Regions from separate parts of the Homo sapiens genome. Here region 2 is linked to region 1. A link is an interaction called in ENCODE POLR2A ChIA-PET data of the cell type or tissue named here. Cell type or tissue: A673. All regions are shown on one strand. Links, peaks and the distances in the headings refer to the core of each region. The heading gives the core; the rest is flanking DNA.

Evidence for each region. ChIA-PET counts read pairs that join two places held together with the same protein. Peaks named below come from ENCODE experiments on the same cell type or tissue, not always from the same donor. Only the 100,000 strongest peaks of a DNase experiment are listed, where the experiment ranks them.
Region 2: POLR2A ChIA-PET joins it to region 1 with 7 read pairs; 4 of 35 experiments call an interaction of 5 or more read pairs at or near these places.

Annotation. Positions count from the first base shown.
Region 1 is chr1:205,523,069-205,525,974 of GRCh38, reverse strand. CDK18 (cyclin dependent kinase 18) reads right to left here. Exons shown (of 16, transcript NM_212502.3): 2 at 2,678-2,828; 3 at 2,350-2,492; 4 at 1,618-1,743; 5 at 780-836. The coding sequence starts at 2,807. Among named protein-coding and RNA genes, the nearest start is that of CDK18, 20 kb to the right of the region's middle. In A673, for the core only: a CTCF peak has its summit at 1,487 (motif pointing right); a DNase peak (open chromatin) is centred at 1,504.
Region 2 is chr1:205,699,627-205,702,532 of GRCh38, reverse strand. No RefSeq gene overlaps it. Among named protein-coding and RNA genes, the nearest start is that of SLC45A3, 21 kb to the right of the region's middle. RefSeq lists enhancers at 645-1,144, 1,145-1,646. In A673, for the core only: no CTCF peak of the experiment used is centred there; DNase peaks (open chromatin) are centred at 892 and 1,232; H3K4me3 peaks cover 443 bases; H3K27ac peaks cover 2,009 bases.

The DNA.
Region 1 (2,906 bases), core at 281-2,780:
CGACTGGGGCCTGAGTGCCCTTCCTCCCTTTACTGACATGCTGTTTCCTCCAAAGCCTACTTCCTCCAGGAAGCATCCCTAATGACTCCCCAGTCGGAGTGAATCCGTCCTTCCTCTAAGCCCCAGCACGCCGCGTGCCCGTCTATGATAACACCAGGTTTTTTCTTCCTTATACGATGCTGATGTTTACACAGAGGTCACCTCTTTGGGCTCCTGGAGGGAAAGGGCTGTGTGTTCCCTCTCTCTATAAACCTTCACCCACCCCAGGCCTCTGCACAGTGACAACAAAAATAGCTAAGTGACACAGCACTTCCTATGTGCCAGGCATTGTCTGTGTGCCGTACATAAGCTGATTACAGTAACCTGCCCAATCCTCACAATAACCCTATGTGATAGGACAATTACTGTCTCATTGGACAGAGGAAGAAACTGAGGCACACAGAGAGGTCATGTAACTTGCCAAAGGTCACAGAGCTAGTAAATGGTGGAGCTAGGTTTTGAACCCAGGCAAGAAGGACTTGCAGAAAAAAAAAAGACTGGATTCTGCCCAGGGCCATGGCTACTCTATCCTCACGCCCTCCTTCAGGATCTGAGCTCACTTCAATCCCTGCCAAAGCCTGGGCCAGAGCGCACAGCCAAGACTGTGCACCTCTATGGGGCAGGGGCCAGGAGAGGGCCAACCAGAGAGGGCCGACCAGAGAGGGCCGACTAGGGAGGTCTGCCCCTCCTCCAAGCCATCCTGCCTGGCTATTCGGAGAAGACCAAACCCAGCGTCTTACCTCTCCCAGTTTGTCCAGTTTCACGTATGTTTCCAGTTTCCCAAAGCCAATGTCTGACTGAGAGGGAGAGACATAGAATGCCGTGAGCTTGAAGCCCTTAGCAGCTCCACAGACATGACGCCTCCCCCAACTCCAGCCTCTGGGAGGGAAGGGATGAGACTCCATGGTGGAAGGGGCTCCTTTTCCCTTTATCCCTGTGATAAAGGACAGAGCTCGTGAAAGTGTGAGTTTCTTCCTCCCAGGACAGCCAAGAGTGTAGAGCCCAGAGCTGTGGCACCTGGGATTGTTGCACATCTTGACTACCTGTGTCTCCGACTGAGACCACGAGCTCCTCCAGAGTGAGTGCTGCCTTTTTTCCCATTGTACCTTGAGTGTCCAGTTCAGAATCCACCTCTCTGACTGTGTCTCTCATCAGCGCACTTCTAGCTCAGGTGTATCCAACCCTTAACAAGACGGATTCCTGGACCCCCTAGCCGGAGAGGCTGATTCTATAGGTGTCTGGAGGTAGAGTCTGTGTTTTGTAAGATGTCCCAAACAGCTCTGATAGGCAGTTAGGACTGGAAGGCACATGCCAGCTGGCCTATTGATCTTAACCATGTGGAGACCGTGGGACCCACTGTGGGCTTAGAGTCCCATTCCAGCCCAAGTGAGACCCATCTAGGAAATGGATGTTGATGTAGGAGGACGAGCTAGTTGAATGCACTCAAGCCAGCAGGTGGCACCAGAGGCCCAGGAATCTTCCTCGAAATCCCATCTAGGCCTCAGCTGGGACTGATATGCCCATGCTGGGGAGGGCATATCACCCCACCTTGTGTCCTCTGACCCTCTTGGGACTCACCAGGGAGGCCCGGCGGGACATGCGGCTGAGCGGCTTGGGCAGATCTGGGCTCTCCATCTGTAGCTTCTGTAGGAATTCCTGGGGCAGGCGGATATCCATGGGCAGAGAGAGCCTCTTGCTGACGTCCTGTGGTGACAGGGATGAGATGGGGACACCACTGTTGGTTTCAGGGTAGCTAGGGCTGTGGGGCTCCAGACTTTCACTCTGGACCTAGCGTTCCCTGCAGAACAACCATTCAGAGCCCAATCACAGGCTGTGACCCCAGGCTCACAGCTGCTCCCAGTGTGTGCTCAAGACATACACGTGAACACCCGGGGCTGCTGTGTGACCTTAGCACAGCCAGGTCACTCTCTGCCTCTCTGGGCCACAGTATCACCATCTGTGCAACATCAGTCTCATGCCCTTACAGGCACCGATTCTGTAAGTATATTTTTTCATATACTTGGGCATATGTGTGTGGATCAAATAGTCAAATTGTCTAGCCCTTGCTAAATTCAGGAATGTTCTAAGCACTTGGCATAGATAAACCCATTTAATCCATGATGACCATTTTAAAGACAAGGAGACCATGGTGCACAGAGGTTGAGTAACTTGCTCAAAGTCACAGAGCTAATGAATGGCAGAGGTGGAATTTGAACTCACAAAGTCTGGCTGTAAGGCAGCTGCCCTCCTGTGCACACCCTTGTGCGTGCATCCTGCCACCTGCCGGGGCAGAGCTCCAGAGGCCCTTACCTCCATGGAGAAGCGGCGCTGGTTCTGCCGCCGCTGGAACTGCACGCCAGGGGAGAGCTGCCCCGGCTCCTCCCCGCTGTCTGTTGGGGAGAAGGTGCTGCACTCCTGCGGGGGGTCTCTGCCAAGAGGACCGAGCTGCAAGTCTAAGAGGGACAGGCGTCAGCTCCCCTCCCTGCCTCTCTGTCCTGAGGGAGAGAAGGGTAGCCCCCCTCCCCCAGCGCTGTGCTCCTCCCCTAAGGCCAGTGGGGAGGGGGTGGGCGGGGAGGGGAAGGTGACTGGGGAGTGTCTGGTAGGTGGGAGAGGTGCTGGGTGGGCCCAGACCCCTCACTCTCATTCCGCCGGTTGTGGAGCTGGTTGAATTGCTCCGTGAATTCAGCCAAGGATTCTTCAATGGTCTCAGTGCGGGGCACTGACAGGGAGAAACGGCGCTTAAAGTTCTTCATCTTGTTCATGATCATGAGGGACTGGGCAGCCGGGTCCTGAGATGGGAAGTGTGAGAAGAGCAGTTGAAAAGAACAAGGCAACCAGTCCAGGTCTCCACCCACTGGGAATTCAGC
Region 2 (2,906 bases), core at 117-2,616, 180 kb before region 1:
AGCTGAGATTACAGGCGTGCGCCATCACGCGCTGCTAATTTTTGTAATTTTAATAGAGATGGGTTTCACCATGTTGGCCAGGCTGGTCTCGAACTCCTGACCTTGTGATCTGCCCACCTCAGCCTCCCAAAGTGCTGGGATTACAGCCGTGAGCCACCACGCCCAGCCTTCTAGTTGTTATTAAAAAAAATAAAAAGAAAAGTGTTCAGACACTGCCACATGTCCACTGGGGAATAAAATTGCCTCAATTGACAACACTGATCTAAGTGTTTCCTACAATTTTTTTTCTAGTGATTTGGTCTTGAGTTTTTCATTCTATAGGTCTTATCAAAGAGCGAGGGACAAAGCTGCCTTCAAGAGAAGAAGCCCAACCCTTGGCCCCACTTGCCCTGCCTAGCTTAAGGAGCCCCAGGAAACCTCTGCTTTTTCACCTTGACCACTGCAGTCCATCTGGCAACCCAGACCTGGACTAGAAGCAGGAAGAAAAGGATCACGAGGAGGCACAGCACCTCTAGGAACGCACAACTAGGACTTACAGCTGGGGCTGGGCTTGCATCTGCCTGCCTCCTGCCGCACAGTGCTCCTAATGCAGCAAGATTTTTGGAATTCTATGTACCCTAGGGCACACCTAGTGTTTCTTGTTTGTGTTTGGCCTGTTCATGTGTATGATAGAGAAACAGAGAGGCAGAGTGTGGAATTTTTGTGTGTTTGGGAGGGTGGGGGGCTGAAACAGGGGCTTCTCATCACTCTGGAGCCCCTCTCTTGTCAATGCACCAAAGGATGTGTTCACTCTCCAGGGTCCTCCCATTTCCCCCAGCTAATTACATGCCTCTTTAATGAAAGGAAATAGTTTCTCAGCTAAGCTGGGAAACCCAAGTCCCTGGTGCCCCCTCATCATGGGTATCTGGGAAGGACAAAAAAGGAAGCAGCTGCTTCTACTTCTTGCCTTCCCAACCCTCTTGAGGGGTGCCCGGCCCCACCTGGAGACAGGAACCATTTCCTTCTGCCAGCAGGAGCCTCCAGACCTGCCACTGGGCATGGCCAGGACATGGATACGTTGAGAAAACCCAAGCAAAGGATGGGATTAGGTGGTGGATACAGGCTGGATGTCAACCAGACCCCTGAGGAAGCCAAGCTTTTTATTCACAGCCCCTCAGCTGCAGCCTAGGAGTGAGGGAGTGTGACTGTCCCCCACCCCTGCTGTGTACAGCTGCTGGGGACAGAGCCGGCTGCTCTAAGCTTGGCTGGGGTTGGGGGCAGGGACACAGTGGGGGAGGCAGGGGAGATTGGCTGAAGTCCCAGGACAAGGCTGCAAGATCTTCCTCTCCCTCCAGGGCCTCCCTCAGTCAGCACAGTCTCTGGGAGGTGGTTTCAGAAAACAGTCAGTTGGGGACTATAGGTGAGGGGGGCTGGGGAGAGAAGTTACCGGTCCAGGAAACAGCTGGGCTGCTGTTTCCCTAGAGAGGTTACTCATGGAGCAGATTCCAGGATGTGAGGGTTCTGGGCACCTTTCCTCTTTCCACTACTGGAAAGGAGAGAGAGAGAGAGAGAGAGAGAGAGAGACCCACAGTGGTTCCATGGTCTCTTCAACACCTACAGTGAGATGGAAGCTGGTCAGCTGGGAGCCTGGCAATGTGGGATTACACAAGAGAAAATCTCTGGCCTCTTCTCTTTCAGCCACCCACCCTCCAAAAAACACAAAAATTTCATACTCTGCCTCTCTATTTCTCTATCATACACATGAACAGGTCAAACACAAACAAGAAACAGGGTTATCCTGAAGGTTCTAAGAGCTTCCCACCTCCCAATTCTCCTTTAAAAAAATAAAATGCCAAAGTTGAAGAGACTGGGATTGGGGAAATCAGGAAGAGGAGTAACCTGAATATATGGTCCTTCACCAATCATTTAGCAATGTCTTCCCGGAAGAAAATCAGGACAGTCATTTGTTGTGCATCGATGGCATTCAGCTAGATAAGAGAAACAGGCAGAAGAAAGAAACCGGAAACACAGTTGAGAGTACAAGCCCTTTGAGGGCAGGAGACCTTTCAAGTCTTTTGTGTTTGGTTTTTTGTTTTGTTTTGTTTTATTTTGTTTTGTTTTGTTTTGTTTTTGAGATGGAGCCTTGCTCTGTCGCCCAGGCTGGAGTGCAGTGGCGTGATCTCAGCTCACTGAGGGATCATGCCACCTCTGCCTCCCATGTTCAAGCAATTCTGCCTCAGCCTCCTGAGTAGCTGGGATTACAAGTGTGCACCACCAGGCCAGGCTAATTTTTTTATTTTTAGTAAAGACAGGGTTTCACCATGTTGGCCAGGCTGATCTCAAACTCTTGACTTTAAGTGATCTGCCCACCTTGGCCTCCCAAAGTGCTGGGATTACAGGCCTGAACCACCGCACCGGCCTCAAGTCTTTTTTTGAATTAAACTTTTTATTAAGATCATTGTAGATTCACATGCAGTTATAAGAAACAATACAGAGAGATCCCTTGTATACTTGCCCAGTTTCCCCCATTGATGACATTTTGCAAAACTACAGTAAAATATCACAACCAGGATATTGACGCTGATACAATCCAACAACCTTATTCAGATTTCCTGTTTTATTTGTACCTGTATGTGTGTGTGTGTTGAGTTTTATACAATTTCATCACCCACATGTGAGTATCCACCACCTCAATCCAGATTCTGAACAGTTATAACATGAAGAGGTCCCTTATGTTGCCGTCTTAAAACCACACTTCCTCCCTTCCCATTCCCCTTTCTGTACCTGATTCCTGGCAACTACTATTCTGCCCTCCAATTCTAAATTTTCTTTCAAAAACCTTATATAAAGGGAATCATATGGCATGTGACTTTTAGGGATTGGCTTTTCTCTTGGCATAATTCCCTACAGATTCATCCAAGTCATGG